Linked DNA regions of Homo sapiens: region 1 is linked to region 2. The links are chromatin loops, found by intact Hi-C in ENCODE. Cell type or tissue: Calu3. All regions are shown on one strand. Links, peaks and the distances in the headings refer to the core of each region. The heading gives the core; the rest is flanking DNA. Region 1 overlaps BPIFB1 (BPI fold containing family B member 1). Region 2 holds the start of BPIFA1 (BPI fold containing family A member 1).

The links. A loop is a pair of places that touch in the nucleus more often than their neighbours do. Peaks named below come from ENCODE experiments on the same cell type or tissue, not always from the same donor. Only the 100,000 strongest peaks of a DNase experiment are listed, where the experiment ranks them.
Region 1: a loop joins it to region 2, with 7 times the contacts of the local background. A loop is called at or near these places in 7 of 110 quality-filtered maps.

What each region holds. Positions count from the first base shown.
Region 1 is chr20:33,285,815-33,297,086 of GRCh38, forward strand. BPIFB1 (BPI fold containing family B member 1) reads left to right here. Exons shown (of 16, transcript NM_033197.3): 2 at 219-374; 3 at 2,927-3,068; 4 at 4,071-4,178; 5 at 5,143-5,292; 6 at 6,093-6,174. The coding sequence starts at 260. Among named protein-coding and RNA genes, the nearest start is that of BPIFB1, 8.2 kb to the left of the region's middle. RefSeq lists enhancers at 3,806-4,766, 4,767-5,727, 6,194-6,243. In Calu3, for the core only: a CTCF peak has its summit at 6,193; a DNase peak (open chromatin) is centred at 6,217.
Region 2 is chr20:33,227,467-33,238,738 of GRCh38, forward strand. It overlaps BPIFA1 (BPI fold containing family A member 1), which reads left to right and starts at 8,530. Exons shown (of 9, transcript NM_130852.3): 1 at 8,530-8,584; 2 at 10,231-10,405; 3 at 10,589-10,748. The coding sequence starts at 10,246. BPIFA3 (BPI fold containing family A member 3) reads left to right here. Exons shown (of 7, transcript NM_178466.5): 7 at 72-340. The coding sequence ends at 151. In Calu3, for the core only: no CTCF peak of the experiment used is centred there; a DNase peak (open chromatin) is centred at 5,865.

The DNA of each region.
Region 1 (11,272 bases), core at 1,611-9,610, 58 kb after region 2:
ATCCCTCAACTCTGGGAAGCTGGGGTCATTATCCCCATTTGTCTGATAAGAAAACTGAGGCACAAAGAGGTTACGTTGATTGCCTAAGGCTACACAGCTAGCCCAGGCAGTTAAACACTGCACTCAACAGCCTCTCCTGGACACCGTGCCCCAGGTCACCGGGCATCATGGGCCTGCCCTTGGCCCCTCTGCCTCAGGTCCCTCTGTGCTCACCCCAGGTCTGGCATCCTGCACTTGCTGCCCTCTGACACCTGGGAAGATGGCCGGCCCGTGGACCTTCACCCTTCTCTGTGGTTTGCTGGCAGCCACCTTGATCCAAGCCACCCTCAGTCCCACTGCAGTTCTCATCCTCGGCCCAAAAGTCATCAAAGAAAGTAAGTTTTGTCCCTCCGGAGCTGGCTGCCATAAGACAAGGGGGTAGGTGGAGCAGCTTCCCAAAGGAGGGAGAGAGTTCCTCATCACGGGGGATGTGCATGGCTGAGATCCCAGAACGTGGGTGAACATGAGTGGGAGGTTGTAAAGGTCTGGAGAGTCTGTGATCTCAAGAGTCCACGATTCCAAGAACCCCTTCTTAAATTCCACAGTTCCAAAGACCCTGAGTTTCCACAGCCTGCAGAAGGGGCATGCAGCCACTGCATGCAGTGATGCAGCTGCCTCTCCCACTGCCTTCACCTGAAATCCCATCGTCAGAGCACCCCGTCTTAGTTAGACCCAGTGTGCTCCTCCTCCCCAGAGCAGAGACCCTTGACTGCAAGTGTGGCAGCCTGGGTCCCAGGCACAGTGTATCACTTTCCAGCTCTGGGGCACTGGGCCAGTCCCTGAGCCTCAGCTTCCACCTTGGGACACAAATAAGAGGGCCTTCCTCACTGGGTGGTTGGAATTGACTAGAGCTTTATGAATGCTATGACCATGGTTTCAACCTCAGCACTTCTGATGTTGTGGACCAAACAACTATTTATTATGGGGGGTGTCCTGGGCACTTTAGGATGTTTAACAGCATCCCTAACCCAACTGTGACAACCAAAAAGGTCTCCAGACATTGACAAATATCTCTTAGGGGACAAAATCATCTCAGTGGAGAACGACTACTCTAAAGTCTCATCCCCTTAGAGGGGACTCACCTGTCAGCTCTGGAGGCCACTTGAGCACTTAGAGGACCAGACCTCTGCATTCAGGGGGACTAGGGGCCTGGGTCATGGCCAGAGGGGCAGGGGCAGGTCCTGTGGGACCAACAGGCTCTGTAGCCAGCGGATGGATTCCCAAGTAAGGACGGGAAGCAGAGGGCTCTGAGAGGTTGGAGGGAGGCAGAGGTGGCCTGGATCCACACTGTGAAGCTCAAGCATGTGGAATTTCAGCCAGAAGGAGCTTAGAGATGAACAACCATGCTTTAGGCTCTCCTATAAGGAGTTGTGTACAAGTGGTTGGTTTTGAAGGTGACCCCAGAAACACCTACAGGAGTGTGGGGAGGCAAGGCAGGGAAGGAAAGGCATCCCATGAGGGGTGCATGTCCAAGCCAGTTACCACTGTGGCGACTGAAGCTCAGTCCTGCCTAGCAACTGCATCTATTAGGGCCATTCAGGAGACAGAAACCACACAGTAAATGCCAACAGGTAAGTTTAATGTAAAGAAGTATTACCAGGGGATTGGAAGAATGAGGAATTGGCTAAGAGGGAAAACAGACAGAGCTCTAAAGGATAACCTAGGGATGGAGGGGGTAGCCAAGGACAGAGCAAGTTCAGAGGTAGAGAATCCTCCCCAGCCCTCTTTGTAGAGGGTGTGGTTGAAGCCCACTGTGTGGTGGAGAAGTTTGCTGGCTTGTCCCAGGCCAGAGCTGGTCCACAGTTGGCAATCTGACGCTAGTGGGTGGAGAACTACCTGCCAGGGGGCCAATAAAATTCTCTGGGAAGCTGCCCCTGGAGGAAGGGGGCTGCTGTTAACTCACGGGGAAGCTGTCTCTGGGGAACTGCCTAGAAGCTAGCCAGGGTGCCTGCAGAACTCACTCAGCAAAAGCCACTGGGCAGTGACACCATAGGAACCTGGAAAGAGAAGCACACCAGAGCCATGAAGGGAATCCCCCCCATGCCCCTCCAGAGTCTCCACTGAAAGGGCTTAACACTGTGCCAAATGGCAAAAAAGAAATATTCACTGGGCCCAGTTCCATTACCACAGAGCAGGCAAAGTGGGTGGATTTGCAGCTGAGAGGCTATAACCCAGGAGCTCTGATACACAATGAGGGACACACATCTGAGCCATCCTGCCTGAGGGGTGAGGGAGCTGGGATATTGATACACCAACTCTCACCAATCACTGGCTGAAGTCTGCTCCTGGGGCATCAGCTCTCCAGCACTTCTGACCTGCTCTGCACATGAGCCAGATGGGCTCTAGCTGCTCACAAAAAGCCAGCTGGGACAAGAACCCAGGGCTCTTGACACTTATGCCTCTGTCCTGGCTCCTTCTTCCTCTGCTCAGCACTTGAGGCTTTTTGGACAACACATCCATAGGATATGGATGCCAGACAATTGTTAACAAGTGTGCTTTGGCAGCAAAACAGCCCCAAACAGAGTTTTGAGGGTTCCCTGCCTGTTGGCCCTAGAAATGCTTGCAACTGGCTCAGGGGATGAGTGCAGGTCCAGGTGCTGAGTGCAGTGGCCGACACTCCCCACAGAGGCTGGCAATGCTCAGGGGTGTGAATGGTCCCAGCCTCGCTCCTGATGTGAAAACGACCCATCTGGGCTACTGTCCTCAAGGCTACATCTACACAGTGGGGACTGGCAGGCTGGTCCTGACCTCCACCACAGTAGAGATGGCTACACCCTCGCCTTACCTCAGGGAGCCTCGAGTGATACCCCTCCCCAGCCTGGAGCTCCCACCAAGCCTTCCTTCTTGCCCCTCCTCCTGGGCCCTAATCCCTGGGGTCTGCCTCCAGAGCTGACACAGGAGCTGAAGGACCACAACGCCACCAGCATCCTGCAGCAGCTGCCGCTGCTCAGTGCCATGCGGGAAAAGCCAGCCGGAGGCATCCCTGTGCTGGGCAGCCTGGTGAACACCGTCCTGAAGCACATCATCTGGTGAGTGGAGCAGGACCACACCAGGAGCTAGCCCCTTCCCACACCTTTGCCCGGGACACGCTCTGCATGCTCAGTCAACCAGTCTGCAAGCATCGACTTGTGTCAGATCACAAAGAGTGGATCAAACAAAGCCCCTCCGTCAAGAAGCTCCCAGAATAGTTAACAAGAACCATAAGACAGTGACACAGGAACCCTAATACAACAACCCCAGAGCAAGGCCAGGGACGGTGGCTCAAGCCTGTAATCCCAGCACTTTGGGAGGCCAAGGTGGGTGGATCACCTGAGGTTAGGAGTTCGAGACCAGCCTGGCCAACATGGCAAAACCCCATCTCTACTAAAAATATAAAAATTAGCCAGGCATGGTGGCAGAAGCCTGTAATCCCAGCTACTCAGGAGGCTGAGGCAGGAGAATCGCTTGAACCTGGGAAGTGGAAGTTGCAGTGAGCTGAGATGGTGCCATTGCACTCCAGCCTGGGTGACAAGAGTGAGATTCTGTCTCAAAAAAAAAAAAACAAAAAAAAAAAAACAACCCAGAGCAAGGTTGTCTGGGGTGGCACAGGGAAGGGATGAGGTGATGCTTCTCACTGGAGGTGACAGTGGAGCCGATGACTCAATGCTCACCAGGAGACAAGAAGCAAATGGCATCCAGGTAGAAGAATCAGGCTGGGCAAAGGCATGGAGAAGTGACAGTCGGTCAGAATGGCTAGAGCTCAAACCTCAAGGCAAGGAGTAAGGGATCAGCAGGGTCAGGTCACAGAGGGTCTTATGAGTCAGCTCAAGGAGCTGGGAGTCACCACCTAGAAGAGAAGGCACCATAATAGCATTGTGAGCAGGAGTGGAGGGGAGGGATGGAGGCAAGACCATCTGGAGAGGAGTCGGTGGGCAGGGCCAGGGTCCCGCTGCTGCCTAGGCACCCCAGGGAGATGGAAAAGATAGAGAGGGAGTGGATTTGGGAATAATGAGCCGGAGGCATGATTCTGATCTCTCCTAAACCCCATCCAGGCTGAAGGTCATCACAGCTAACATCCTCCAGCTGCAGGTGAAGCCCTCGGCCAATGACCAGGAGCTGCTAGTCAAGATCCCCCTGGACATGGTGGCTGGATTCAACACGTGAGTGACCCCTCCATCAAGTACAGTAGGCTTGACAGGCTCATCTGCTCGTTCCCCCTCCCCCGCCCCCACCATGCAGGTGTCTGGAAAAGAGAGTTCCGAGCAGAGAGAAGAGCAAGTGCAGAGGCCCTGTGGCAGCAGTGTACTTGCCTTGCTCAAAGAATGGCAAAGACAGGGGAAAGAGAGAGGGGGCATGGTAGGAGATGAGGCCAGCAGGCAGCCGAGGCCAGATCATACAAGGCCTCTTGGGAGAAGATAAGGACTTGGCTTTTGCTGAGTAGGACGGGAGCCAGGGAGGATTCTGAGCAGAGGAGGGATATGCTGTGCTTTCACATTTTTAAAGACTCCTGGCTGCTGTGGGGAAAAAAGACTTTCTGGGGGTAAGAGTGGAGACAGGAAGGCTATCCCAAAGCTACTGCAACAATTCAGGAGGAGATAATGATGGCTTAGACCAGGGTTTGGGGCAGGGAGGTGCTGAGAAGTTGATTGGATTCTGGATATGTTTTGGAGGTAGGTGGGGACACCAGGATATCCCGGGGAACTGAATATGCATGTGTATTCAGGGGGAAAGAGAGAGAAGTCAACGATGACTCCAAGAGTTCTGCCTGCACCACTGGCAGGATGGAGTGGTCAGTAACCAAGACAGGCAAGGCCATGAGAGGAGCAGGTCTGGGGAAGAGCCAGTCCAGTGTTGCATGCGCTAAACTTGAGAAGCCCGTGAGACATCGGAGTAGGGGGCTGGGGGTAAGTTTGGAAGCTGTCAGCAGACGAAAGACGTTTCAACCAAAGAGGAGTCTGAAAACTGAGCCTGGGACATGCTGGGGTGAAGTTGGGTGAAGATGAGGAGAAACCAGCAAAGGAGACTGAGGAAGGAGGTGAGGGCTGGAAGACAGAGACGGACGGCAGGGTTGCTCCAGCCCGAGCTTGCCTGGTGCTCACATGGTCAGGTGCCTCCACCCGCTAGGCCCCTGGTCAAGACCATCGTGGAGTTCCACATGACGACTGAGGCCCAAGCCACCATCCGCATGGACACCAGTGCAAGTGGCCCCACCCGCCTGGTCCTCAGTGACTGTGCCACCAGCCATGGGAGCCTGCGCATCCAACTGCTGCATAAGTGAGTGTCGCTGGCCACCAGCCGGGCTCCCATCCTGCCTGGAAGGAACGCCAGGCAGTGGACTTCCCCCATTTTACAAATGGAGAACGCTGAGGCCTAGAGAAAGAAAGGGACTTATCCCCTCCTGATTCCTGATCTGGGGCTCCTTCCAGGGAATCTGTGATGCCAAGGGAAGTTCAGGACATCAAGGTCAGAAGCAACCATGGTGGGTTTCAGGCATGACACCGGGAGGTGGGGCAAATCTTTGAAGGGGGAGGCCTAGAAACTCCTCCAAACACCAGGGCAGGTGTAGGTGGAGCCAGGGGCAAAAACATAGGCTTTGGGTCAGGCCAACACATTCTCTTCATTTGCTCTCCGGGTGATGATGGCCAAGTGGCCACCCTGTGTCTCACTTTCCTCACCCGTAAAGTGCAGGTAATGACACCTTCCAGGCAGTGGTGAGAAAACTGATCAGACAACAGCCATCAAGCACTCAGAACAGTGCACGCGCATGGTGGTGCCAAAAAACATGGCGCCCCCCCTTCCCTTCTTAGCAGGAGGACAGGGAGAAATGCCAGCTCCCATCATCCCAATGCCCAGCATAAAGTTCCAATGACAACACCCAGCCGCTGCTTTCTGATAACTCTTTGCCACTGCCTACACCTGGCTCAGGGGCTACTCCCAGCCCCGTCTCTAACACGTCCTGTGACCTTGGGCAGGTTCCTTCCTCCCTTAGACTCAGCCTCCCCCTCTGTAAAATAGAGGAAGGGGTGATCATCTCTGACCCTTCCTAATGTCTCTCGTGCTCTCTTCCCTGAAAGGCTCTCCTTCCTGGTGAACGCCTTAGCTAAGCAGGTCATGAACCTCCTAGTGCCATCCCTGCCCAATCTAGTGAAAAACCAGGTGAGTGGAATCAGGGCCTCTCTGGCCTGTGGGCATTGCGCCCCCTGTGGGGCTTGGGTGGAACTGCAAGTTGGTGCTAAGTGACTGGAGTCTCCTTGGGTGGGTTTTGCTGAAAGAATTATCTGGGGCTGGATAGCAAAGAGTCATGGAGTGGGGTGGGCCATTGACCCAGGCAGACAGGCAAGGTCATGGGACTGCTAAAAGTCAGCCAGGAGCCCGTGAACAGTGACGTGCTGATAAATTTTTAGCAATTGTCTCTGGAGGGGTTGTTGAAGGGAGGCAAACCTGATTTGTAGCTTTTGCGGATTTCCCTGGTGGAAATACTCCCTTCAGGGCCAATTTTAGGCGACCAGTGTGATGTCACTGAACAGAGTTGGGAAAAGATATACAATAGCACACGATTGTATATTTCCACTAAACAGATACATAAACATGATCTCAGGAGTAATAGATAGTAGTAAAATACAGCAAACTAATTAGGAAGCAATGCGTTTTAAATTTTTATTAAATTTGTTTTAATATAATTTATTTAATTGTAAGTTTATATGTCTAATTTGTAACAATGTCTGGGCTTAGCACCCAGCTCAGAAATTTGTGGAAATTTAACAATTGGTTCTCAAAAGCTAGTACAAGCTGGCTCTAGCACGGCACTGTCACACATCAATCTGGCTGTGGTATTCAGGGCTGCACCACCCACCAGGTCCTGTTGGATTTTTTTTCTGCGTCAGTAAACACAGGTGACTCTCATTTTAGTTGCCCCTATTTGTCACAGGTATACTAAAACTTTGTAAATTGAATTCATCCACATTAACCAGTGATTTCCACTGTAAATTCCAAGATGTGTTCGTAACAATGGGCCACCCGATCTAGGGTCAAAACACCTTGTCAAATAGCTAATATTTCTTGGAATAAGACTTTTTTCTTTGATTTTTGTTTTTGTTTGTTTGTTTTGAGACAGAGTCTTGCTCTGTCGCCTAGGCGGGAGTGCAGTGGCGCAATCTCAGCTCACTGCAACCTCCGCCTCCCGGGTTCAAGCAATTCTCATGCCTCAGCCTCCCAAGTGGCTGGGATGACAGATGAGCACCACCAGGCATGGCTAGTTTTTATATTTTTAGTAGAGACAAGGTTTTCGCCATGTTGGCCAGGCTGGTCTCAAACCCCTGACCTCAGGTGATCCGCCTGCCTCAGCCTCCCAAAGTGCTGGGATTATAGGCATGAGCCACTGTGCCTGGCGACTTTTTTCTTTGAAAAGATGATGTAATAAATGAAAAAATTTGGGGAAAAAAAATCCATAATCCTTTTACTTTCACCCAGGAGCGCTTTGATCTTTTGCAGATTGCCTTCCCACCTCCATCCACATGCACTAGTATTTTTAAGAGGCTGCTCTTGGTGTCAGCCTTTAAATCAGATCTATGTTTCAAAGTCATTATACAATACTTGTAATTATTAAATAGGTACATTGGGTTTAATAATTTACGAAAACATTCCAGCAAATCCTTTTTTAAATAATGTGATTTTATTAAGAGTACTTTAAAATGACAGTAGCAATATTTAAAACAGTATTTTAGGCCAGGGCCAGTGGCTCACACCTGTAATCTCAGCACTTTGGCAGGTCGAGGCGGGAGGATCACTTGAGCCCAGGATTTGCGACTTGCCTGGAAAACACAGAGAAACCCATCTCTACAGAAAAATAAAAAATTAGAATAGCTGGGCATGATGGTGTGCCCCTATGGTCCCAGCTACTCAGGTGGCTGAGGCAGAAGGATCGCTTGAGTCTAGGATGTTGAGGCTGCAGTGAGTCACAGTTGTGCCACTGCACTCCAGCCTAGGCATGACGGCAAGACTCTGTCTCAAAAACTAAATAAATAAATAACACTGCTTTATATAAACAATGTGATTCTTATTAAGAGTACTTTAAAACAATGGAGATTTTTATTTTTCTCCAAGTTGGCTTCCATGTCCTTACCTTCAAGAAAAATACAGTAAAACATTTAATCTCCATTTTGTGAAATATACATCAACTGTACAATATACTATTACGTTTGTTTCTCTAATAAGCTGGAGTTATGATTTTCAACTTCTGCTTCTGCACTAGTAAAGCTTAAGAGTAGCATGTATAGTCAAAGGAAGATCCATTATTTTAATAGTCGAAATATCTACATATTAAAGAGGCCAGGGAAAAATAAGTGAATAATCAAAAACTAAATAAAGCTCAAATAAGATCTTAAAAGGTTAATTTCAGAAGCAATACTGATTCAGCCCAATTCAAGCTACCTTTCTCCAGTACTTTTTTGGAAGAGAATGGGGAGAGACAGAGAGAGATGAGAAGGGAGGGAACCAATATAATGAATTAATGAATTGTGTGATATAATGAATATAATGAACAATGAATATAATGAATTGTGTGATCTCAAAGTTCAAGACAATGGCTTCTTATAGGTAGAATGTTGAGACTCCGACCTTTTAGCAAAGGTACGTATCCAGGGAGTTTTTTAAAGGGAATCCAAAAGTGAAAAACTTCATAACATTGGAATTTTCTTATGTAAGAAAGAAAATTTTGTTTCTTTGAATAATTTTATTTATCTGTTTCAAGGTGGGAATTTCATAAAGTAGGACCCAGCTGTAGATTTTCTTCCCAGCCTCCAGCAAAATCATATTTTATCTGGCATCACACTTTAATAGTTAAAAATATATTTTCCAGTAGAAAAGATGACAAAAACTTGGAATTATACAATGCTCCTTGCATAGTATCTGTCTTTAATGGTGAAAAGCTAAGTAGAAAGAACAATGTGTGAAAGCCGGCATCCCATTATCATCAGCAAATCCACTACATTCACTGGATTTGATATGATGGTCATAGAAATATTTTATTTGGCATGAAGGGAAAAGGCATAGCACGTTTAAGAGGTGAGCGTCTGGTAGGAGCTCATTTAGAAAATGTTGAGGCCAGGCGCAGTGGCCCACATCTGTAATCCCAGCACTTCGGGAGGCCAAGGCAGGAGGATCCCCTGAGATCAGGAGCTTGAGACCAGGCTGGCCAACATGACGAAACCCCGTCTCTACTAAAAATACAAAAATTAGCTGGGCGCAGTGGCGCACACCTGTAATCCTAACTACTTGGGAGGCTGAGGCAGAAGAATCACTTGAACCCAAGAGGCGGAGGTTGCAGTGAGCTGAGATAACGCCACTGCACTCCAGCCTGGGCGACAGAGAGAAACTCTATCTCAAAAAAAAAAAAATTAAAAATAAATAAATAAATAAAATGGGGATGATGGAATGACTTGCTTTATATAATTGTGAGTATTCCATAAGATGCATGGAAAAAAATCTAGCTAGGCTGGTCGTGGCGGCTCACTCCTATAATCCCAGCACTTTGGGAGGCCAAGGCAGGAGGATCCCCTGAGATCAGGAGCTTGAGACCAGCCTGGCCAACATGGTGAAATCCCATCTCTACTAAAAATACAAAAATTAGCCAGACATGGTGGTGGGCGCCTGTAATCCCAGTTACTCGGGAGGATGAGGCAGGAGAATCAGAGAGGATGAGGCAGGAGAATTGCTTGAACCTGGGAGGTGGAGGTTGCAGTGAGCCGAGATTGCACCACTGCACTCCAGCCTGGGTGACAGAGTGAGACTCGAAAGAAGAAAGAAAGAGAGAAGAAGAAAGAAAGAAAGAGAGAAAGAAAGAAAGAAAGAGAGAAAAAAAGGGAGAAAAGGAAGCAAGGAAGGAAAAAGAGAGAGAGGGAAGGAAGGAAGGAGAGAGAGAGAGAAAGAGAGAGAGAAGAAAGGAAGGAAAGAAGGAAGGAAGGAAGGGGAAGGGAAGGAAGGAAAGAAGGAAGGAAGGAAGGGGAAGGGGAAGGGAAGGAAGGAAAGAAGGAAGGAAGGGGATTGGGAAGGGAAGGAAGGAAAGAAGGAAGGAAGGAAGGGGAAGGGAAAGGGAAGGAAGGAAGGACGGAAAAAGAGAGAGAGGGAGGGAGGGAAGAAAGGAAGGAAGGGAGGGAGGGAGGGAGGGAGGGAAAATGTTGAAATCTTTTTCAGTGTAAATCCATGGGTCTCAACCCTCGTTGCACATCAGAGCCATCAGAACCTGAGAAACCTTTAAAAAATACTAATGGCTAGGCCCTACCCCAGATTCAGAAGTAACTGGTCTGGGTGGGTCCTAGTATCCCAGAGGACTCTACTGTGTAGCCAGGATTGAGACCTGCTGATAGAAATGAAGGATGGGGAATTGTGGGATAAAATGCAGAGGTTCCCCGGGACACTTTCCGGTGAGAAACAGGCTCCCCTGGCAGTGCCTGCTGGGAGTCTCTGAGCTGAAAGTCTTCCATCCTCTCTGGGCTCTAGATTGGCAATGCAGCCAGGAGCAGGGAACGGTTATTCATAGGAGTTAACATTTCTCAAAGGCATTGTCATTCCTCAAGAGTATTAAGGGGTGGTCAACAAGACAAAAATGTCCTCAATAATCTTGGAGCACTGCCCTGAAAAGTGAGTCAAATGTTTGACCTTCTCCCTAAGCAGAACAGCTCAGGTCAGGGTTAGGTTAGGTCAGAGTTTCTCAGCCTTGGTGGTACTGACATTTTGGGCTGGATAATTCTTTGTCTGGATGCTGTCCTATGCACAGTAGGATGTTTAGCTGCATCCCTGGCCTCTACCCACTAGTTGTCATCCCCTCCAAGTTGTGACAACTAAAAATGTCTCTAGAAATTTCCAAATGTCTCCTTGGGGACAAAATCTCCCCCTGTTGAGGACTGCTGGCAATTTTAGGAAGAGAAGTGCCCAGTGAGCAAAGGGATGTGTTGGGCTAGAAAGCCACAAAGGGCACAAAGAGATTGCCCAGGAGTCTGGTTGGGTCTGCCTTGCTGGCCTCTGTTCCAGAGTCTGACATGTGAAAAGAACTCAGTAGCAACTTGCTGTATGAATAAACAAATTCTCCATTTAACTCTTGTTTTTTCTTTTAAAGTAGAGTCTTGCTCTGTCACCCAGGCTGGAGTGCAGTAGCACGATTCCAGCTCACTGCAACCTCCACCTCCCAGGTTCAAGCAATCCTTGTGCTTCAGCCAACCAAGTAGCTTGGATTACAGGAGTGCACCACCATGCCTGG
Region 2 (11,272 bases), core at 1,719-9,718:
AGGGTTTCCCTTCGGTGTGGGAGTTGGGAGGTGGGCACACTGGTGACAGACGCTACCTCTTCTCCTTACAGAACAGGAGGCTGCTCATGAACCAACCCACCATGAAACCAGCCAACCCTCTGCATGCCAGGCTGGAGAGTCCCCCAGCTGACTTCTGCTGATCAGAAGGAAAGTCCACATCTTGCAACCTTAAGTCTCCCTTAGAGTGGGGCTTCTGCTACCCTAAAAACTTTACCCCAGGCTCTGTGGACATACCATCCTCTCCTACAATAAACTCTAGCTCTGAAGGGTGCACAGGTCCCTCCCACCTGGGCCCTGGGGTTTAGGTCTAGAAGTCAGACCTGATGAAGTATCCTCCTGAGAACAAATATCCCTATGGTTGCTCATCAGCCCAGAAATACCAGGACAAAAAAAAAAAAAAATGCAGGGAGGGGCCTGTTGAGATTTCTCATTCTTTCATTCTTTCATTCCATATTTATTGGGCACCTAATATGTGTCAAGAATACTCCTGGGCTCCAAGAGGGTGTAGAGAAAGGGTGAGAGAGTGGAAAAGTGAAACCATGGGCACAAACACATCTGAGCTCACCTTCAATTCAGCTCAACTGGCAGTTCCATGAGGGTGTAGGTGCCATGCAGCATGGTGACGCATGAATCCCAGCCCCAGCATACAGCTGGCACAGAGTGAGTGCTCAGTAAATATCTGTGGCTCAATGAGTGGATGGATTCTAGTCTTAGGATCCACTAGCTGCATTTGAGACAAAGCTTGTTATCTTTCGGTCTTCATCATTTGCAAAATGGAATAGAAATCTTGCAAGATGTGGAGCAACAGAAGCCATCCCATGCTGCTGGTGGGAGATAAATTCTACCACCACTTTATAAAGCATCTCCTAGAGTTAAACATGGGCTTACTTTACAACTCAGCAATTCCACTACCTAGTGTATTCTCAACAAAAATACATGCACGTGTGGAGCAAAAGGCAAGGAAGCTCATAGCAGCAATGTTCGTCATAACCCCAAACTCAACATCCTCCCATGCCCATCAAAAGAATGAATAAATAGAATGGGCAGATATCTTGTGGGATGGGCACCCACTGGAATCTCTATAGTGATGGAAATGACCTACAATTGCACACAGCACGTGGATGAATCTCATAAACAGAATGTTACATGAAAGAAGCCATACACAAAAGGGCATGTGTTGCATCTCCCATTTATGTGAGTCCAAAAACAGCAAAACTAATCCGTGCCGCCAGAGATAAGATAGTGGTTACCTTGGAGCAAGGGTTAGATGCTAGGAGGGCATTGAAGGGGGCTTCTGGAGAGCTGATAGCATTCTGTTTCCTGATCTAGGTGCTGGGTATGGGAAGGGATGTTTGGTTTCTGAAAACTCATTGAGCTATTTACCTATACACATTTTTCTTATGTGTAATGTACTTTAACAATTTTGACAATAAAAGTATTGGCCGGTTGTGATGGCTCACACCTGTAATGCCAACACTTTGGGAAGCTGAGGCTGGAGGATTGCTTGAGGCTAGGAGTTCAAGACCAGCCTAGGCAACACAGCAAGACCCTATGTCTACAAAAAGCTTGAAAAATTAGCTGGAGGTAGTGGCACACACCTGTAGTCCCAGCTACTTGGGAGGCTGAGGCAGGAGGATTGCTTGAGCCTAGGAGTTCAAGGTTACAATAAGCTATGATTGCAACACTGTGCTTCAGCCTGGGTGATAGAGCAAGACCTTGTCTCTCTAAAAAGTCCATATATGTATTTATAATGCAGGATGCTTGTAAGGAGTAAAGCCATGAAAAACCATTTGCAGTGTATTTCACATGTGATGGGTTCATGGGAAATGCTTATTAAATGTCACTTAATCCAGCCAGGCACAGTGGCTCATACCTATAATCCCAGCACTTTGGGAGGCCAAGGTGGGTGGATCATTTGAGCTCAGGAGTTTGAGACCGGCCTGGCCAACACAGTGAAACCCCATCTCTACTAAAAATACAAAAATCAGCTAGGCATGGTGGCAGGTGCCTGTAATTCCAGCTACTCAGGAAGCTGAGGCAGGAGAATTGCTTGAACCCAGGAGGCAGAGGTTCAGTGAGCCAAGTTCATTCCACTGCACTCCAGTCTGGGCAACAGAGTGAGACTCCGTCTCAAAAAAAAAAAAAAAGTCAATTAATCCATTGTTAATGATTTGACTCTTGACTATTCAATTATTAAATATGGATTCCCACTCTCCTCCAACCAAGAGTTGAAAAAGCAACCTGAGAAATCAAGGGAAAATAACACACACATATTAATCACAGTAGCACACATTAAGCACTTGTTATATAAAGAGATTCTTGGTGCTCAGAGCTTACATCCAGCATCTTATCAATGCCTCCCAGCAACCCCACCAGATACAAAATTTCAGCTCACTTTATGCATGAGAAGCCTGAGGCTCGGAGAAATAAAGTCACTTGTCTAAGGTCACACAGTAAGGAAATGGCCACAATGACTGCACTCAGGCAGCCAGCTCTAGAGCCCACACTCTAAACCACTGTGAATCCTCCTTCCTTCCTTCCAACACCCCTCACCCCACCACACACACACACATGCACACACGCAAGCGGGGGCTGATGAAATATGTGTTCAGTGGGACTGACAAGCTCAAATAAGGAAATGTCAACAGCTCAGAGATGAGAATAGGGCAGGAGAATCTCGCTTCTCTGTCTTTCAATTCAAGCTCCCTAATCCGGAATGCTTCATCAGGGATTTGCAACCCTAAACGCTAGTGTTCTCCTTGCCAGCTGTGAGCTTGTGGGGTTCTTCCTGCTCATGATTCAAAGAGCAAACACAGGAGGGCCAGGCCTGGTCCCCAACAAGGCTACCTGGTTCACTGGTGAAGGCAGCTTTTGTCTGCCTTCCTCCTGACTCTTCCTGGGCTGGCGCAGGGCTTCCTGTAGGGACCTCCTTGGGTTTCTGACATTCTGTTTTCATTTTAAGGTTCATGGAGCATGGACTCATTACATTTCCTCCCAGAAGGGCTTGTTGGACAATGGACCTCTATTAGGATACTGGGGTTCACACTGGGGGATGGTTTAAGGCCCAAATGCAGCCCCAAATGTTCAGAACCTCAGTCCTGGCTCTGCCCCTCTGAGCTTTATAACTTCCATGCCCTCCCACTACTGGGCACTGACTCTGTGCCAGGTATTGGGCTGGGAGCTACATGTGTTTCCCCAAATTGTAGCCCTCCTGCAGCCCTAGGAGGTGGATGTCCTTAGCTCCATGACATAAGCAAGGACACTGAGGCTCAAAGAGGGGGTGCAACAAAGCATTTCTAGAGATCTGTCATACCACATCGTGCCTACAGTTAACAATGCTGTATTGTACACTTAAAACTCTGTTAAGGCCAGGCGTGGTGGATCATGCCTGTAATCCCAACACTTTGGGAGGCTGAGGTGGGCAGATCACCTGAGGTCAGGAGTTTGAGACCAGTCTGATCAACCTGGTGAAACCCCACCTCTACCAAAAATATTAATACAAAAATTAGCTGGGTGTGGTGGCACACACCCATAATCCCAGCTACTCGGGAGGCTGAGGCACGAGGAATCACTTGAGCCTGAGAGGCAGAAGTTACAGTGAGCCGAGATCATGCCACTGCACTCCTGCTTGGGAGACAGAGCAAGACTAAGAAAGAAGGAAGGAAGGAAGAAAGGAAGGAAGGAAGGAAGAAAGGAAGGAAGGAAGGAAGGAAGGAAGGAAAGAAAGAAAGAAAGAAAGAAAGAAAGAAAGAAAGAAAGAAAGAAAGAAAGAAAGAAAGAAAAGAAAGAAAGAAAGAAACTGTTAAAAAAAAAAAAAAACCAAAAAACTCTGTGGATCTCATGTTAAGTGTTCTTACTACATTAAAATTTTTTTAAGGCCATACACGGTGGCTTACACCTGTAATCCCAGCACTTTGGGCAGCCAAGACAGGTAGACCAATTGGGCCCAGGAGTTCAGGCCAGCCTAGGCAACATGGCAAAACCCTGTGTCTACAAAAAACATGAAAATTAGCCCGGTGTAGTGGTGCACACCTGTAGTCCCAGCTACCCAGAAGGCTGAAGTGAGAGGATCACCTGAGCTCGGGAGGTCGAGGCTGCAGTGAACTGTGATGGCGCCACTACAGTTCAGCCTAGGCGACAGAACGAAACTGTCTCAAAAGAAAAAAAAGAAAGGGGGTTGGCAGGGGAAGCGCTCCACCAACGGGAGGGCTCCAGGGAAGATGGGCAGGTGCTTTCTGAACTGAAAACTGTGATGCAAACTTGCACTTGAAGTAAGAGCACTGAAGCCCCAGATGACAGTCTGACTTCACCTCTTCCCAGCTGAGATGACCCTGTGCAGGTCACAGCCCTCCTTGAACCTCAGTTTCCCCACAGGCTTGTTACAGGTGGCATAAAGCTCTAGTGTCTCACAAAAGGTTATCATTAGTAGTAGTATTTTTTTTTTTGCACTTTAAAAGCAAGTGCAAAGATTAATCTCAAAAGCAAGGGGAGCTTGCCTGAAGCAAACCCTACTTGAGAATATATATTTTTTTCATCTAAGTTGGGGTTTCTGGCTCTCTGGGAATGCTCTGGAGCTTCCAAGGCCATCTGAAGACCCTCTGCAACTCAGTCCCCACGCTGACCTTTCTCCTGGGGAGGAGATCCTGCATCCCATTCTCACATTCTGGAGAACAGACCTTGCATAGGTCAGAGCCCTTTGAAAAATCAAACCAATTCTGCCCTTTAGAAATGGATCTTTTTTTTTTTTTTTTTTTTGAGACAGAGCCTCACTCTGTCACCCAGACTGGAATGCAGCGGCATGATCTTGGCTCACTGCAACCTCCGCCTCCCAGGCTCAAGCAGTTCTCCTGCCTCAGCCTACCAAGTAGCTGGGTTTACAGGTGCGCACCACTAATGCCCAGCTAATTTTTGTATTTTTAGTAGAGATGGGATTTCACCATGTTGGCCAGGCTGGTCTTGAACTCCCGACCTCAAATGATCCACCTGCCTGGGCCTCCCAAAGTGCTGAGATTACAGATGTGAGCCACCACACCCGGCCAGAAATGGATCTCTTGATTGACAAAACAACCTGAGCAAAGGCTCCCAAACACAATTGCAACCTGAGAAGCAGGAAGGAAAGGCACCACCTACAGTTTCTGAGAAACACATGGAGAGGGTATTGACATCACCAGAGTGGGGAAAACCTCTTGAAATGTTCGTGGTGTGTCCTTCCACTTGTTTCCTGGTGCCCTGAGACCTTTCCCCTGTTCAGGGCAGGGAGCATGCAGTCCCTGTGGCCACAAGGAAGGGCAGTTTCAACAGAAGCAGAAACAAGGCTCTTGACTTTCAAGAGCCTGGGTTTTTGATAAAGTGGTAGTGACAGAGAACAAACAGGTGGTTGCCAGCAGATGAAGGCAGGGTGTGGCTGTAAAGGGACCCATGAGAGTGCCTTTGGGGGGATGGAACTGTTCTTTACCCTGATTATGATGGTGGCTGACTATACATGTGGTAAGACTCAAAGGACCATACCACTAAAAGAAGTCAATTTTACTGTAAGTTTTTTTGTTTTTATAGTCTTGGCTTTTGACTTGTTAAACTCAGGGCATAGGAGAGTCTGAGAACAGCATACACACAATGAAGTTGAAGCAAATCTTCCTGCCCACAAAACTAGAAAATGCCCTATGTTGGGTTGGTGAAGTGTGAGGGTCCAGGAGAACTGGAAGGAGCATAGTTCTGGTGGGTTCTGATGGTGCCTCCGTCCCTTGCTGCTCCCAGGCAGACCTGAGCATGGGATGAAGGGAACAGAATCCCAGGCACATGTATGGGATCCAGGGACAGAGGGCGTCTGTGTCCACACTCCCTCCCAGAGCCAGAAGAGGGCATGAGACCCCAGGGAGAGAAGGGTAAAGGGAGGGTCTAGGTGGATCCAGGCAGGAGGGCTTGGGCAGCCCCTCACAGTCCTGTATCAGGCCCAAGGAACTGGCGAACAGCAGAACAATTCTGTGTCTTACAAACGAGTTGAAAGTAAATGCTAAATCCAAAGGGACCTTTCACCAGGAGGGAAGTACAGTGTCTCTGCAATCTAGGGGCAGATGGCACATGGCTGTCTCCTATATTGCCAGCCAAAAATAGGGACAGGCAGCCTCCTTGGTACAAACAAAGCCCCTAGCACAGACATGAAACCCCAGGGGGAAATTGGGACATTTCTGTTCCTGAGCAAAATGGCATTTGAAATGGTAAAGTATAGATAAATCAGAAAGATGTGTGGACGCCTGAGTTTATGAACTGTGATTCATACCAGCTCCCCAGACATCATCTCCCCATAGCCCTGTGAGGCAGATTTTATGCTCCCCATTTTACAGGTGAGGAAACTGAATGAAGTTCAGGGAACTGGACTGACTTGCCCAGGGTCGTAGGATTTGAACCAGGGCTGTTTGAGCCCAAATTCACCCACTTTCTGCTGCAATACAGACACAGCCTCCCGGCCTCAAACCAGAGGGTGTAAGCTTTCATTAACTGGCTGCACAAACTCTACTAATTCCTTGCCTTATCTGCCTCAGTTTCCCCACAAGGATAGTAGCAACCTGACCCAACCCACAAGAGTTATACGATGGGACCACTGTGAGGATGATTGCCATGTACAAGATGTGGGCAGAGTCCAGCAAGTACCTTGAATGGATAATTAAGTTCAAAGCCATGGCCCCAAACCCTTGGGGGCACCACCCAGACTCTGGAGAGCAGTGGAGCAGGCCAGTGAAGGCCTAGTGTGAGGGAGGCAGTGTGGCCCACTGATTAGCAGGGACTCAGACAGACACAGAGGGTGGCAGGGTCAATTGACTCCAACACTCACTCGCTGTGTGTCCCCAGGAAGCAGTCACCCTTTCTGATCCTCAGCCTCCTCATCCAATGTATGAGAGACAACAATACCAACCACTCCTGAAGAAGATGAGGTTCAAATATGGAGAGCACCTGGCATGCAGTCAGTGCTTAATAAAAGCACATTTATTCCTTCTCTCTCCACTTTTGCTTATAAGGTGTTAGGTTTTGCAGGGTAAGAGCTGCGCTCACTGGTCCAGGACCTTGGCCTTCCTGTGTCTTCACTTTTTCATCTGCTGAACAGACTCCAAGGGCCCCAGTGGTGGGGATAAATAAATGCCTGATTACTCCATTTAGGGAAAGGTAGAAGAAAGGGTAGGATAGAGACCAGGATGCCAAAGGATCCCTCAGGCCTGGGAACCTGGAAAGACTTTTCCAGGACCTAAAAGAGAAGCGGCGGGGCACTGTGGCTCACGCCTGTAATCCCAGCACTTTGGGAGGCTGAGATAGGTGGATCACCTGAGGTCAGGAGTTCGAGGACAGCCTGGCCAACATGGTGAAACCCCATCTCTACTAAAAATACAAAAACTTTGCCAGGCATGGTGGCGCTCGCCTGTAGTCCCAGCTGCTCAGGAGGCTGAGGCAGGAGAATCACTTGAACCCGGGAGGTGGAGGTTGTCATGAGCTGAGATCACACCACTGCACTCTAGCCTGGGCGACAGAGTAAGACTGTCTCAAAAAATAAAATAAAATAAAAATTAAGTGAAAATTTAAAAAATAAAAAGGGACGCATGAAAGTGTAAAGTTCACAGGTGGGGAAATCAAAATGGCCAGCAAGTGTTGGGAGGCACCTTCATCTCTCAGTGCAGTGATTCGGGGAAAGGACCTGAATGTGGATGTCTCACCCCAGGCAAGCACTGCATCTCTGGACAACTTGCCTCACACTCAGCCTCAGTTTCCCCCTTATAGAATAGGAGTACAGGGTTGTGAGGATTTTGTGAGATGCTGCCTGTGAACACCATGGCAGGCCAGGCATACAGCAGGAGCTCGGCCAGTGTCTGCTGTTGGCGTTGTTTTTGTTGTTTTCATTCTCCAGTCAGTTGCATTCTAACTCTGCTGCATCCTCTCTGGGTCTTTCAGCACTTGTCCCCACTGGATCTCAGTTTCCTCCTCTATAAAAGAGGAGGAGTCACCTCTCCCTCTCAGGGTTCTTGTGAGGACAGAGAGCTCCTGACGTGCAATAGGGGCTCTGAAAACAGGAGACCCTTGCCCTGGAATGGAGACGCACCCCAGATGTAGGATGCAGTGTGACTCTTTTGACATTTTAGGAGAAAGAATCCTCCAACTGGAGCAAAAAAATTAGAGCAGGAGAGGAAAGGGGCCAAGAGATGAGACTGAGGTCCCTTCCTGGGCTCTGTCTGGCTGCTCCTTTCAATGCTCCAAGCTACCTTGGGAGCGTGGGTCCCCAACCTTGGCTCCGCTCAGGAAACCATAAAGTCTTGAGTAACATCCCATCTCAGGTTTTTCTCTGTTTATCTTGTTGACCAAATAGCTTAACTGTCTCACCTGCTAATGTGATTGGCAATTATTTACTTTGGAGAGCCCTGAAAGACACTGTCAGATTGCAGAATTCTCAATTATCTAGAAACCCATCACCCAACACATGCTTCCTCGTCCCCATACTATAAAAGAGGCTGACTCCTCGGCAGAAGTGAGTGGGGGAGAGAGAGGAGACCAGGACAGCTGCTGAGACCTCTAAGAAGTCCAGGTAAGAGCCATCCATTCTGTGGCCCCTCTGCTACCCTTAACGGCAGGGATCTCAGGCTCCTGCCCTGTGGGGCAGTGAGTGATCTTGATCACTCACTGGGGGCTGTGCAAGAGAAACAGACCTGGCCAATGTCAGGGATGTGGGGATGGCCATTTGCTCTGCTGTCCTAAGAGACCAGTAACATTGATATAGAAATGGGCACTATTAATGCCGTAAATGAAAGCCTCTAAGGCATAAGTTTTAGCTTGAGGTTACCAATGTGGATACAGATGATCCAAAAACCTCCTAAAATTCTTCACCCAATTTTATACATTTTGATGCATTTTTTCTGAGACTAGGATCTTTAGCTTCCATTGGATTCATAAAGGGTCTGTTGCCCAAAAGAGATTCAGAGGCTGTGGTCAAAGTTACCTCCCTAAGAAGGGCACAACTGGCTCTTTGGACCAAAGACCTTTCATTTCCAGCCTTCCACCACAAGGATGGAGCTTTAGCTGAGTCAGCCAATAGATGGAATTTTGCACAAAGTCACCAGTTGTCTCCAAATTGTAGGTACTAGTGCTGGCTCTGGACAACTCTGCTGGCTGCCAAATAGACCTGTGAGAGGTCTGCAAGCCAAACCTCAGGGGTTGACCGGAATTCCATCCAGGGCAGCTTGAAGGAGAAGAGAAAGGTGTCAAAATGATAGAATGCATGTTTGTGTGTTGGGTGAGGGGAGGGTTGGGAGACCTGCCTTCAACCACAGCTCTGCCATCAATTTATTGTATGACCTTGGGAAAGTCACTACCCCTCTTTGGTCTCCTGGTTCTTCTCATGCAATGAAGACTTTGATGGCCCCAGGAATTCCCCAACAAAGGTCTACATGAGATGGTGGCTGTGGCCATGCGACCCCTGTATTGTGTGACTTTCAAGGGCATCCACCAACCATCATGGCCTGAGCTCAGGCCAAAGGACTGAACAGGGATGATCTAAAACAGTTCAATTCTTCAGCACTTGCACGTTTAACCCTTCTCATTTGCTTTGTCTGAAGAGCAGCAATGATTCAAACCATTGAAGCAAGCCCGATTGGAGAATAAATCTGATGGTTACTTAATTTAACCGAGGGTTCACCTGGCTCTAGCTTCTAATCCTCTGTCCACCGTGTACTTGTGACCTTGGGGAAAGTTACCCACACTCGGTAGTACACAAGTGGGTTTCAAGAAGGGATGGGAGTATATTTGAAACTCCCAACTGCAAACTCACTTGACCTCTGTGAGCCTTGGTTTCTCCTACTGGAAAATCAGACAAGTGAACTGTGGGCAAGATGGAGTGAGGTGAGGCTGGGATTCTTGGCAAGAAGGAAAAAAACCCTCTTCTTTGGAATGTGGTGGAGTGGGGCTGTCTCCTTTTTAGGCCCCTGATCAGTGGTCCTCACCTGTGCAATGCAGGTAACAGGTGCCCATGTCTTAGGGTTGTGATGAAGATGAAATTGTGTAAAGTGGTCAGCCTGTTGCCTGGCAAAGAGAAATTGTTCAGCAGTATTAGCTATTACTAGTGACCCCCTGGTGTTCTGGGGAGCAAACAACCCCACCCCCCAGGTGTCAGGGCAGGTGGTGGATAAATTCCTCTCTGATACCCATGCCATGTTGGACTTGTCATTCTGGCCACAGATACTAAGAGCAAAGATGTTTCAAACTGGGGGCCTCATTGTCTTCTACGGGCTGTTAGCCCAGACCATGGCCCAGTTTGGAGGCCTGCCCGTGCCCCTGGACCAGACCCTGCCCTTGAATGTGAATCCAGCCCTGCCCTTGAGTCCCACAGGTCTTGCAGGAAGCTTGACAAATGGTGAGTTTTCAGGGGTGTATGTGTGCATGTGTGTGTGTGTGTGTGTGTGTGTGTGTGTGTGTGTGTGTGTGTGTGTGTGTCCAACCCTGCAAAGTGGGGAGGGACAGGGCTGGATGGGGGAGGGGGCCTGAGGATCTGGAATTGTCAGATCTGACCCCCAGAGACCCTTACACCCATTTCCAGCCCTCAGCAATGGCCTGCTGTCTGGGGGCCTGTTGGGCATTCTGGAAAACCTTCCGCTCCTGGACATCCTGAAGCCTGGAGGAGGTACTTCTGGTGGCCTCCTTGGGGGACTGCTTGGAAAAGTGACGTCAGTGATTCCTGGCCTGAACAACATCATTGAGTGAGTTGTCCTAAAATAGAGCTTTGATCTCCACCAGGGAACCCCAGGTGAAGATCTGCCAGCCCCAGGCAGTGACCCTGAAGCAGCGACCCTGAAGCAGCGAGGGAGCGGCCTGAAGATGGAGCCAGGACTCAGTTCTGAGACCCATCTCCAGTTTGGCAGGGACACCCGTCCTCCCCAAACCAGCAATGCCCTCAGTTCTAGGCATGTCCTGAGGCCCCAGCATCATCTATAATCCTCACCACAACCCTTTGAGGTCGATTTAATAATCTCCAGTTTGCAAATGGGAAAACCAAAGCACAGAGGTGCCTGTGTTCACGCTGCTAGAGTGATGCCAAGTGAGTAAGGCTCTCACTCTACTATCCTAACTCCAAAGCCAAGGCTCTTCCCACTACACTGTGGTCATTTTGTTCTCTGCACCTGTGAAATCCCTTAGAACACAGACGGCCTTTGATGTTAGCGAGAGTATAACCTGCCCACCTTGATGATATCAATGTGATGAAAAACAGTGTGATGTCCATGGA